Regions from separate parts of the Homo sapiens genome. Here region 1 is linked to region 2. A link is a contact called in ENCODE Hi-C or POLR2A ChIA-PET data. All regions are on one chromosome and are shown on one strand. Each heading gives the region's core, a stretch centred on a gene start or an enhancer-like site at or near the end of the contact. The rest is flanking DNA. Distances are from core to core; before and after follow the strand shown.

What was found. A loop is a pair of places that touch in the nucleus more often than their neighbours do. ChIA-PET counts read pairs that join two places held with the same protein, here RNA polymerase II (POLR2A). Pooled maps may share reads with other maps.
Region 1: a map of B cell shows a loop between it and region 2 (9-fold over the local background). The contact joins two enhancer-like sites. A Hi-C loop is called at or near these places in 29 of 168 maps with a recorded cell type or tissue (B cell, CD4-positive, alpha-beta T cell, CD4-positive, alpha-beta memory T cell and 15 more), 4 of 37 single-sample maps with no recorded cell type and 24 of 50 pooled maps. POLR2A ChIA-PET finds 5 or more read pairs at or near these places in 12 of 52 experiments (A673, AG04450, CD4-positive, alpha-beta T cell and 9 more).

The regions. Positions count from the first base shown.
Region 1 is chr19:34,265,757-34,272,361 of GRCh38, reverse strand. The region is part of intron 1 of GARRE1 (granule associated Rac and RHOG effector 1); the gene reads right to left. Among named protein-coding and RNA genes, the nearest start is that of GARRE1, 15 kb to the right of the region's middle. RefSeq lists an enhancer at 1,546-2,246. Within about 2 kb of position 2,226, at least 35 of the 41 ENCODE cell types and tissues checked have a DNase peak (open chromatin) inside an H3K27ac peak, as active enhancers do.
Region 2 is chr19:34,335,133-34,341,657 of GRCh38, reverse strand. It overlaps GARRE1 (granule associated Rac and RHOG effector 1), which reads right to left. Exons shown (of 14, transcript NM_014686.5): 9 at 1,666-1,791; 10 at 1-236. Among named protein-coding and RNA genes, the nearest start is that of GPI, 27 kb to the left of the region's middle. Within about 2 kb of position 3,682, at least 6 of the 41 ENCODE cell types and tissues checked have a DNase peak (open chromatin) inside an H3K27ac peak, as active enhancers do.

The sequences.
Region 1 (6,605 bases), core at 977-3,476, 68 kb after region 2:
CCGGGCATGGTGGTGGGCGCCTGTGATCCCAGCTATCTGGGAATCACTTGAACCCAGGAGGCAGATGTTGCAGTGAGCCAAGATTGCATCACTGCACTCCAGCCTGGGCAACAGAGCAAGACTATGTTTCAAAAAAAGTTTTACCCTGTCACCTTTCTATTTCCCACTCCTCCTGCTATATTTACTGCCTTGCTTGGTCAAAGGCACAACCAACTTTTAACCCAAACTTAAGGTGTTATTCCAGATGGTCCCCGTCCTGTTGTCTAGCCTGTCCTTTCAATCCTGTCAATCCTGTTCACCACAGTGCCTCTTCTACAGCAACTGCTCCATAAATGTTACCTATTATTATTATATCCTAAATGTTTCTCATTTCCTCCTTACCCTTGCACTACTCAGCTTCCAAGGAAATTGACTTCCAGAGCAAGCAATATCAAGGCACAGAAGCTGACAGAATGCCTTCTATGAGGACAAGAAGCCAGCCTGCCAAAGGCTCAGGCCCTAGTTTTTTTGTTTTTGTTTTTGTTTTTGTTTTTGAGACTTGCTCCATGCCCCAGGCTAGAGCACAGTGGCACGATCATAGCTCACTGCAGCTTTGACCTCCCTCAAGTGAACCTCCCACCTCAGCCTCCTAAGTAGCTCAGCTAATTTTTATTTTTTGATTTTTTGTAGAGATGGGGTCTCTCTACATTGCCCAGGCTGGTCTCAAACTCCTGGGCTCAAGCAATCCTTCTGCCTCGGCTCCCAAAATGCTGGTACTACAGACATGAGCCACCGCGCCCAGCTCCTAGTTCTTTCAATGAAAGTGCACAGAAGGGGCCGGGCGTGGTGGCTCACACCTGTAATCCCAGCACTCTGGAAGGCCGAGGCGGGTGGATGACGAGGTCAGGAGATCGAGACCAGCCTGGCCAACATGGTGAAACCCTGTCTCTACTAAAAATACAAAAAGTTAGTTGGGTGTGGTGGCACACACCTGTAGTCCCAGCTACTAGGGAGGCTGAGACAGGAGAATCGCTTGAACCCGGGAGACAGAGGTTGCAGTGAGCCAAGATCACGCCACAGCACTCTAGCCTGGGCAACAGAGTGAGACTTCATCTAAAAAAAAAAAAAAAAAAAAAAGAAAGTGCACAGAAGGTATACCTGAACACTAGCTGAAGCTGATAGAGCACAGCATACTCTAAGTAGCAAACTAAGAATTATGAGAATGTCAGATATGAAAATAGAAACTAACAAATGGCTTTAATCCCAGGGAACCAAACATTCTACTTTATTCCATTTTATAAGTTAGTAATTAGTAATTCAATTCTTTAACACAGTGGTTCTCAACAAGTGGGGAAAAGTATAATTTTGTGTCCTTCTCTGCCCTACCAACATCTGGCAATGTCTAGAGATGTTTTGGTTGTCACCCTGGGCAAGTGCTAGTGGGTAGCATCCAGTGGGTAGAGGCCAGAAGTGCTGCTGAACATCCCATAATGCACAAGACAGCCCCTACAAAGAATTATCTACCCCAAAATGTCAACAGTGCAGCTCTTAAGAATCTCCGATAAACTAATGCTTTGAGCACCTTCCATATTCAAGTTAACTAATGTATAACAAGTTACTTCTTTCTGGGGAGATGATACAAACTTTCTCCATAAATTAAGCTATAACGGGTCCATAAGCTAAGAAGAGGCATCATCAAAAAAGAGACTGATAAATGCTAAATAAGTCGTTTAGAAAACAAATGCCATGGGTTCAGAGGAAGGAGGGTGCCATAGAGGCTGAGGCCCCCCTCAAAGATCTGAGAGAGCAGACTAGGCTCCTCAGCTCACTTCAAGCTGCCAGTCAAGGCCCTCTAGAGAGTAACCAGAATCCACCTCCCTATCCTTACCTGCAACAGGGCCTGTCCCTTCAACTTAACCTTCCCTCAAGCTGCAGAGGCCACAGGGCCACGACATTCCACCCACATTGTTACTGCTGAAAAAAGCCCTCACTTCCTTCACAAAAGTGCTGTCCTCCAACTAAACAGCAACCCCTGTCTCCACCCACAAGGCTGAGGACATGATGTCACCTCAACCCAATCACAAAATCATGTTCCTATGACTCCTAGAGGAAGAAGGTAGTGAAAAGATTAAGGTGGAAAATGCCTTAAATGGCTCAGGCCCTGAGGCCTTGTCCTCTGCCACCTAAAATCACTGCTTAGCAGCAGCCAGCCAGGAGCCGCCTCATTTCCTGTGCAACTGCGGTAAAAATAGGAAGTGGGGGAGGAAGTTCACAAAGCAGAAACAAAAGTAATCACTGCCTAGCTTCCTGAACACAAATCACCGAGCAGGGAGGGTATCATTAAAACATCAGAAGAGAAAGGCGGGCATGGAGAGCAAGGCCAGAGGAAAAGAAGTGACACTTTGGGGTGGGGTCCACCAAGCCCAGACTATTTCTGTGCCTGAGACACTGCTCCAAAAGGAAAACTGGACAAAACTGGACACTAGCCTATTCTACAGAAATGGCTTCCATGGAATTAATACTAAAGCATGTTCACTTGAAGACATGCAAAAACTGAACTGTTCTAGCAGAGTAAAAAATATCAATGAAAAGGTTTTAAGGAGGCCAAGATTAAACTATTTTTCTAGTCAAGAGGTAGCTACTAAAACAAAACAAAGGTCAGGTCTGGTGGCTCACACTGTAATCCTAACACTTCAGACGGCCAAGGCAGGAGGATCACTTGGGCCCAGGTGTTCATGGTTGCAGTGAGCTATGATCATGCCACTGCACTCCAGCCTGGGTAACACAGCAAGGGCCTCTCTCAAAATAAATAAATAAATACATAAATAGAAATAAATTTTAAAAACAAAACAAAAGAGCTACTATATAATTGATTGGTTGACAAAATCCGAAGCCCATGTTATCCTATACTGAGCTATGAAAACTCAGGCGGATAGGAAAAAAACTACTGAATAAACATTCTAATCAGTGCCAGAATCTATCACAAGTAAAAATAAAGAGGCTTCTACAACCATCCCCACCCCCAACACGGGTCAACCCTGTGAGGCTCCAGGCACCCAGGATGCAGTGGGAAAGGAGACAGATGCAGCACCGGCTCGCTACCAATCTCATGTGGGAACAACCTGCTTCCACGTGGTGATCCATGACCGCCTCTGGTACTGACATTTGCTCTGTAACAATTTACCACCACAAACCATGGCGTTCCTCTATGAAGCCAAAGCAACTTATCATTAGCGGTTCTGAAGAGCTTTTATATTTGGTAATCTACAAACAACTGATCATTTCATTTAAGCAGAAGAACAACTTTTCTAACCGCAAGGTCAACAGAGCCAAAATTTACTTTCAAAATAACAGAGGTTTTAAAAAAATAGGTCAAATGTGCTAAGTAGTAATATAGATAAAGAACAGGCTTAATTTTGTTTCATTTGAGGGGTGGCTTGTTGTTTTTGCTTTTATTTTTGGTGGGGAAGGAACAGGAAGATCAATGCGTAACTTTTTTTAAACAGTCACTACGTTAATAAGTAAAAAAGTAAATGAAACGGGTAGTAATCACCACATATTCAATTTCTTTTTTCTTTCTTCTTTTAAGAGACGGAGTCTCACTGTGTTGCCCAGGCCAGTCTCAAACTCCTGGACTCAAGCAACCCTCCCACCTCGACCTCCCAAAGTGCTGGGATTACAGGTGTGAGTCACTATACCTGGCCTCAATTTCATACAAAGAAAAATAGTGAACATTTAATGAAAAAAAAAAATCCAGTATTACTTGGTCCTGATGAGGACAGACCTAGCTGTCTGTCTGATTTTCTGGTAACAAATGGACTTAACTGTACTCTAAGACTGTTGTTTTAGTCTTCTTATGAAGTCAAAAGCTCACTCTCAAAACCTGCTGCCATCAAAACAAAACAAAACTAGTATTAGAACTCTTGAAGGAATTCTATTACAGGAACACTGTGAGCCAAAAAAAAAATCTTTGTTAAACAGAGATCTTCAAAGGAAGAAGAAACAACGAAAAAAGGGGCAAATCCCCGCCAAGGAAAGTTTTGTCTACAAACACATACAAACCACCACCTATCACCAAAGGATGAACAAAGCTGGCTCCTAAACTTCCGAAAAAGTTTGTTCAGGTAAAAGGAAGGTTTCATCTATCAACTAAAATAGTCTTGGACCATTAAAAATTTCTGCATCAAATGTGCCCAAGTACTATGAAAACATTTGTGACAACAAATTGTGTTGCTAGTGGAAATTCAAGTGTAAATCAGGGGGTGAAAATAATTTATTTCTAAGTAGATTTAAAAAAAAAAAAACACAAAGCACCACGTGCAGTGGTTCACGCCTCTAATCCCAGCACTTTGGGAGGCCAAGGCGGGTGGATCACGAGGTCAAGAGTTCGAGACCAGCCTGGCCAACATGGTGAAACCCCGTCTCTACTAAAAATACAAAAATTAGCCAGGTATGGTGGCAGGTGCCTGTAATCCCAGCTACTCAGGAGGCTGAGGCAGGAGAATTGCTTGAACCTGGGAGGCAGGGGTTGCAGTGAGCCAAGATTACCCCACTGCACTCCAGCCTGGGCAACAGAGCGAGACTCCATCAAAAAAAAAAAAACAAAAAAACCACAAAGCAATTATATAATTTATTCAAACCTAATTTGTTAAAAAAAAAAATCAACAGTCTACACCAGTTAGAAACCTGCGGTTTATTTTTGTTACAGTGTGGTACAATGTGCAAAAGCCCAGGTATCCAAAAAAAAGTTTTCAAAACTTCTAAAAAAAAGGTTGGATTACTGAAAACTAATTGTGTCCATTAGAAAGTTATTTAAGAAGACTTAAAATTCTATTTTTTGTTTTTGTTTTTACTTATTTTTTTAAAGACAGGGTCTTGGCTGGGCACGGTGGCTCATACCTGTAATCCCAGCACTTTGGGAGGCCAAGGTAGGAGGACTGCTTGAGCTCAGGAGCTCAAGACCAGCCTGGGCAACATAGCAAGACTTCGACTCTACTAAAAAGTAAACAAAAAAAAATTAGCCCAGTGTGCTGGCATATATCTGTAGTCCCAGCTACTTGGGAGGCTGAGGTAGGAGGATGGTTTCAGCCAGGGAGATTGAGGCTGCAGTGAGACCTTACAGTCTCTTGCTCTGTTGCCAAGGCTAGAGTACTGCAGTTGTGTGATCGCGGCTCACTGCAGCCTTGATCTCCCGGGCTCAGGCAACTTCCCACCTCAGCCTCCCAAGTAGCTGGAACTACAGGCACACACCACCATGCCTGGGTAATTTTTAAATTTTTCTGCAGAAGATGGGGTTTCGCTGTGATGTTCAGGTTGGTCTCGAACTCCTGGCCTCAAGCGATCCTCCCGCCTCGGCCCTTCAAAGTGCTGGGATTACAAGCATAAACTACCATGTCTGGCCCAAGAAAACTTAAAAATTCTATACTGCCACTCTTAACAACTTTGCACTATGGAACCTATCCAAAATTAACCTCAAATGGAGGAAAAAAAAACAAGTATTTATCCAGAAGCTTATATATAAATAGGTAAATCGAACTATAATTTAGAAATTTTTTTCTCACTATGGAGAAGGATTATATAAATTTTAGATAAACTTAAGATTCAAAATCATTTCTGAGAATTTAAGGCATCCATAAAAAATTCTATCAATAAATTATAACATCTCTTCCAAGCTGAGAACACTGACTCCAATTTTGCATACCCAGCAAACCTTCCCATCCCTCAAAAAGACCAGAAAGTTGCCTGATGCAATGGCTCACACCTGTAATTCCAGCACTTTGGGAGGCCGAGGTGAAGAGATCAAGACCATCCTGGCCAACATGGTGAAACCCCATCTCTACTAAAAATACAAACATTAGCTGGGCATGGTGGCATGCGCCTACAGTCCCAGCTACTCAGGAGGCTGAGGCAGGGGAATCGCTTGAACCCCGGAGATAGAGGTTGCAGTGAGCCGAGATTGCGCCACTGCACTTCAGCCTGGGTGACAAAGCGAGACTCCTGTCTCAAAAAAAACAACAGAAAATCAGAGTCACAGCCAGGAAGCTCATTCTTCCCAATATTTCATCAGGTCAAACATTAAGAAATGAGAAAATTCTAGGTGATTCCTCACCATCCACTCGCTAGGCAGGGAAGACAGCCCCAGAGAGCAGGCCCGCAGTGGTTCACCTCCAGGCTGGCTTCTGGCTCTGCCACTTATCTGCGCCATGAGCCTTCACATACTCAAACATTCACTAAGGTTCTCCTAAGTGCATAGCACTGCTCCAGGAACCCAGGATGCAGTGGTGAAGAGACAGACATAATGCTTGCTCTCAAGGAGCTTACCGTTAATAAGGGAAAAGGAGAAAATGCTCAGGCCCTTGCCTTTCAGGTAGATGCTCCAATACAAAGAAACTTCATGGAAACGACGCACTTCCAAAATGCAGTAGTTACTGGTACGGGTATGGGAATCAGACTGATCTAGATGTGAATTCCTGCTCTTAGTAAATATCAGCTGAATAAATGGCACTTACTAACTTTGAGCAAGTCGCCTAACTCTTGTGCCTCAGTACTGCTGAGGATTAAATCCATAAAGCACAGCCTCTGCCATACCCTCAGTCTCCGTAAATGAAAGCTACTGCTCTGAAAGA
Region 2 (6,525 bases), core at 2,433-4,932:
CGGAACATCCAGCTATGAAGATGTTTTTGGAAGGGGTATTTTGGATGGAATAATTTGTGCTGCTGCTGGAGCTGGTACATGAAGCTTTCTTGGTGAACCGGGATGTCAGTTTGGAGAATGTCTTCTGCAGGCCACCTGAAGATTTGTTTCCATTTCCAGAAGGCAGGTCAGCCTGGTTGCCAAAATCACAGATCTCCCTTTGCAGCTGGATCTGTATGCAGGGTAAAGCTTGCTCCCTATTTAAACAGAAATTTGTTTAAAAAAAAAAAAGACAAATATATAAAATAATAAAATGGACCTCTTTGTATTTAAGAATGGCGTTGAGAGCAAGAAAAACCTCTCAGGTTGGTATCGGGTTCACTTATTTTATATATAAATGAACACCCAGGGGTTTGGAGAGTATGAAATCTACAGTGTCTAACGCAGGACTGGAAGTTCTGCTAGGATTCTGGCCTGAGGAGTGTGATTCAGTGAAATCCTCTAATGGTGGCACAGGAGGGGAAAGCATGGCTAGATGTGGGGATGCAACTTGCAGAAGCTAGATTTGTGCCTGGAGGACAGGGGCTACAGCCACGCAAATGCAGCAGAGGGACAATGGACAACTCCACAAAGCAGAGGGAGGTGGTGGGGGGATGCAGGGATACTATGTGCCAACGTTGTCCCAACAGATGGCTGTGACTTTCAAAGTTTCCTGAGCACATTTTTCCCATACTAAAATGGAGCCCTAAAGAGCGAAAGGGCATGGGGCAGGAGCTGAGGCAGGTGAAGGCTGTGTGACCCTGGAAAAGTCACTTCACTATTCTGGCCTTTGTGTACTCATGAGTTAAGAAAGGGAGAAAAGGTTGGGCATGGTGGCTCACGCCTGTAATCCCAGCACTTTGGGAGGCCGAGGCAGGCACTTGAGGTCAGGAGTTTGATACCAGCCTGGCCAACACAGCGAAACCCCATCTTCATGAAAAATACAAAAATTAGCTGGGCGTACACCTGTAATCCCAGCTACTCGGAAGGCTGAGGTAGGAGGATGACTTGAGCCCAGGAGCTGGGGGATGGATGGGATGGATAGCATGGATGGAGAGCAATATTGCAGTGAGCTGAGATTGTACCACTACACTCCAGCCTGGCTGGGCAACAGAGCCAGATCCTAAAAAGACAAGATGACAAGACCAAAGACAAAGACCAAGACAGAAAAGAAAAGAAAAGAAAAGAAAAGAAAAGAAAAAGGGAGAGGGGCCATGGCTAGATGTTTAAGGCCACTACCAGATGTATACACATTTCTCAAGTTCAACCTGAGAGAACTGATTGAAAAAGAAAAAAAATTCTAAAAGACATAAGCAAATTTTCTAAACATTTCTCTGTTCTTAATTCATAAGGAGAATATGAGTTGAGTTAAAAGTCCTCTTGATGGACTTCCTCTCAAATGACAAAATAAAGGAAGGCAAAAAAGTTAGCAAATAGGGGAATCTGGTACAGGGCATGGAGCAGTTCTTTGTATTATTCTTGCCACTTTGCTGCAGGTTTTAAATTATTCTGAAAATAAAAGTTACTAAAAAGTCCTTACTGCCTTCTTTACAATACCGTATACTATCAATGACACAAGCACACATGAAACTGTGCATAGTCACACTGTCCCTCGGTATGCATCTAATGCAAACCACAGACACCAACCTTCCAGCCCTCCAGCGGTTTAGGTCCAGCACAGCTGTGTAGAGCACGTCCACTAGACCCAGGGTCTTCTCAGGATCAAGGCTTCTCTGCAGCAGGGACATGGTAGCAGGGTCTTCTTTCAGGCACCTAGGCATAGATTAGGCTGCATTAGTCTTGGCTGCATTTCTCTGCAAAGGTGTCTCAAGCAGGTCTCATAGAAAAGGCTACAACTTTTATGTACCTCTGGCGCCCAGCAAAAATTCAGTAACTGTAAGAACATGGAGAGAACAACAGGGCTGATCCTGGAACTCACTGCCCCACAAGAGGAGTAGGAAGCAAAAAGGTCTGAGGTCTCATGATATCAGAATATATATTTGGTCTCTGCCTCCAGTTCCTGATACAGAGCTCCTAAAACCCTTGAGATTTCCTAGGTGATAGTGTCTTTTGTTCTAATAAGATGACTTGCTTATATGATGAAGCCTCCATAAAAATCATCAGACCATCGGGTTCTGAGAGCTTCCACGCTGGTGAACACACTAAGGTGCTGGGCACAGGGCATAGCTGGCAAGGGCATGGAGGCTTGGAGCCCCATCCCAAACACTTCACGCTATGCACCTCTTCACCTGGCTGTTAATCTGTATCTGCTATAATATCCTTTATAATAAACCTTAAATATAATTAAATGTTTTACTGAGTTCTGTGAGCCATTATAGCAAAATATCAAACCTGGAGGTTTTGGGAACCCCCAACTTATAGCCGATTGGTTAGAAGTCGGGTGACAACCTGGGACTTGTGGATGGCATCTGAAGTGGGGAGTAGCCTTGTGGGGCTGAGCCCTTAACCTGTGCGGTCTGTGCTAGCTCAGACACTCTGATTCCTGCCGACTTCTCCAATAAGTGAACAACACAACTGTCTACCCCAAAACTTACACACCCTCTCTAGTTCCCTCACATCTTGCATGCAATCCATCAGTGAATCCTGACAGCTCTTCTTATAAAACACATCCAGAATCTAAGCACTTCTCGCCACCTTGTTTATGAACCCCCTGCTTCAGGAAACCACCACTCCTGGGTCTCAGGACCAAGCTCTCACCTGGCCTCTTTTTCTCTACTCCTGTACCTCCAAAGCCCATCCTTCATATAGGGGCCAGAGTGAGCTTCCTGTAGTGCCAATCAGAGCACATCACTCCCCTGCTTAAAACTCTTCAATGGGATATCATCGTGATTGAAATAAAATCTAAACCCTCACCACAGCCCTCAAAGCCCTCTGTGCCCAGCCCCTCAACCTTGTCCCAGCTGTGAGGCCTTCTCTTCCTCCCTGGATGGGTTTGTCCACACCTCAGGACCTTTGCTCTTGCTGCTGCCTTTGCCCGAATTTCTCTTTCCTGAGATTTTGGTATGGCCAACTGCTTCTCATCATTTGGGTCTCCACCGTCCATTCAGGGTACCTACACCAAGAGCCCCCCAACCTTTTTTCGAGACAGAGTCCTACTCTATCCTCAAGGCTGGAGTGCAGTGGTGTGATCAAAGCTCACTGTTATCCTCGACCTCCTGGGCTCAAGCGATCTTCCCATGTCAGCCTCCTAAGTAGCTGGAACTACAGGCGTGTGCCACCGCACCTGGCTAATGTTTTAATTTTTTTGTAGAGATGGGGTCTCGCTATGTTGCCCAGGCTGGTCCTAAACTCCTGAGCTCAGGTGATCCTCCTGCCTCAGCCTCCCAAAGTGCTAGGATTACGGGTGTGAGCCACTTGGTCTGGCCAAGAGCCCTTTTCTGAGAGGGAAAACAGTCTGAGCAGCATAGGTCTACTAGGAAGATGATGTCTGCCAGATCCTGGGCACTCTGGAAGCTAAATGGTGAACTCAACACTTACAAAGTCACTCAAGGAGGTAGCAGTACTCCCTAACATGACTTTGACTTGGGAAGAAATATATCAGAGAATGAAATGAGAGCCGGCCAGGCTCAGAAGCCTGGAAAGGGTGAACAACAACGCAAGCTCTGCTAGTGCCCAGCTAGACCTTGGACTCCTCAGAGAGAATCTTGGCAGCTGAGCCTGCCCAAGGTTCAGTGCACCCAATTCTCTCCATCTGGAATCACTGATAATCAGGACACATTTGCTCTTGTTCCCAAGCCAAGTCTGGTTGTGACTTGGCTTGTCACATGTTTGCCCACTAGGAGAGCATTTGTTGGCCATGTAGAAAAGAGTACTACAGCTCCTGGTGATGATAATTAATCTTTCTGAAAAATCAACAATCAACAAACTGGCATTTTTATTTTATTCATCAGCCTTGAGCTGATCAATAAAATGCCCTTAAGTGGCTAAACCCATTCTGTTGACAAATCACCAAGACTTGCCTAAAACCCTCTACCTGTTCTTAGATAAAAACCCAATTCCTTCAAGGGCCCTGCAAGTCTTGACGTCTACAACTTCCCATCCTCATCACCACCTAGCACATCTCCTTCCATGCTGGGTCACTCCTGAGGCCTCTGCACTGGCATTCTTTCTGCCTGAAGTGTGTTCCCCATCGGCTCTCTGCATGACAGGCTCCTCTCAAATCCAATGTCACATCCTCAGACCCTCTTCCAGACTGACTCGTCTAAAAGTCTCCCCCGAATCTCTATCCTACTTATTCTCTATCATATAATGGCACTCTCCTCTCATTTCCATCATACGCCTGCCTGTGTCTGAACTCATCTCTTATACTTAACAGCTGTCTCCCCCTTCTCTATTCTCAAGTTGGTTTATGAGGGGCAGGGACCCTGTGTGTCTTGCTCATAATTAAATTCCCAGAGCCCAGAACAGTGTCTGGTACACAGTAAGTGTTCAGTAAATATTTGGTGAAACAAAGCATGGATGGATAGCAATATCCTTTTTCTCCAGGTGGAGTAAAGCAATCATTTCTGTTTGTGTTCTTCCCAACAAGCACATACAGTATTTTGTAATTTGAAAAAAAAAAAAAAAAACAGAACTAAAATTTTGCAAAATTACCAAAAGCACCCAGCAGAGGGCACCTCTACAAGAAATCACAGTCTACAAGGTGTTTTTTGCGGGGGTGCAATGAGTTACAAATGAAATCAACCCCACAGGGAGAGTTTTCAAAACAAACTCAAGTGTTAGCCATTTTTGCACTGACTGTTTATATTCACCCAACTATCCAAAAGTTCAAACTCTTCAAAATGAGAATTCTGATTAAGTTTTAACATTTTCCAATGACAGCCTGAATTGGAAAAATTTAAGAATTCAGGGTTGGGTGCAGTGGCTCACGCCTGTAATCCCAGCACTTTGGGAGGCCAAGATGGGTGGATTACCCGAGGTCAGGAGTTTGAGACCAGCCTGGCCAACATAGTGAAACCCATCTCTACTAAAAACACAAAAGTTATTAGCTGGGCATGCAGGCAGGTGCCTGTAATCCCAGCTACTCAGGAAGCTGAGGCAGGAAAATCATTTGAACCCAGGAGGTGGAGGTTGCAGTGAGCCGAGACAACACCATTGCACTCCAGTGTGGGCAACAAGAACGAAACTATCTCAAAAAAAAAAAAAAAAATTCAGGAACACATTTCAGCAGAACACTGACTACAAAAGAAAAAAAAAGAATTTAGTAACACAAAAATCTTACAGAAAGTGAGCCTCTGGTTTACTGTTTGATAGAAATGAAAATATGTGTATAAATTACCATTAATTTCAGGACACAGTATGCCACCCTACAATTAACTTAAAATTTTGGGCCAGGTACAGTAGCTCACGCCTGCAATCCCAGCACTTTGGGAGGCCAAGGCAGGGGGATCGCTTGAGCCCAGGAGTCCCAGACCATCCTGGCTAATATAGTGAGACTCCATCTCTACAAAAAACTTAAAAATTAGCCAGGCATGATGGCACATGCCTGTAGTCCCGCCTACTTGGGAGGCCAGGGTGGGATGATTGCTTGAGCCCAGGAGTTCAAGGCTACAGTAAGCCATGACCACACCACTGCACTGCAGTCTGGGGGACAGCATGAGATCTTGTCTCTACCAAAAAAAAAATAATAATAATAATTTAAAAAAATAAAAGAACTTTTTGGTGGCAGAGTACTTATAGAAGGGAGGTTTTAGGACACAAAGTGAACTGCCAACATTTACTTAAATATATTCATAGACTCTAAACACTTTTGACAGAATCTACTATTATACTCTTACATTTCAAGAACAAATGAGCCGGGCGCGGTGACTCACGCCTGTAAACCTAGCACTTTGGGAGGCCGAAGCAGGTGGATCACCTGAGGTCAGGAGTTCAAGACCAGCCTGGCCAACATGGCAAAACCCTGTCTCTACTAAAAGTACAAAAATTAGCTGGGCGTAGTGGCATGCGCCTGTAATCCCAGCTACCCAGGAAGCTGAGGCAGGAGAATCACTGGAACCCAGGCGGAAGAGGCTGCAGTGAGCCGAGATTGCGCCACTGCACTCCAGCCTGGGCGACAGACCGAGATTCTGTCTCGAAAAAAAAGAACAAATGGTTTAAATACAACTTGTATGCCTTACCCAACTACCATTTTAGTCCACATAGGCACCAACAGCACCTCTTTGTTCCTTAGTATCTCTGCCTACTTAAATGATTTAAATATTTTCTCTTATAGCTAAATATTCATGCAGATTACCATTTTAATAGCAAATACCTTCCAATATATGCTTAGTTTTTCCTGTTTATTAATAAAGCTATGATACTCATCCTTATAGCTGAATGTGAATACATATCACAAAGATAAATTTCTAGAGGTGAAACTGTGGAATTGTTGAGGTCATATCCCTTATTTTAGGCTTCTAATATACTAAATTGCCCTCCAGAAAGGTTGTATTTAGTCTCTACTCAACAACCTCTTTGCCTGTTTCACAGTCTGGCTCAAACTAG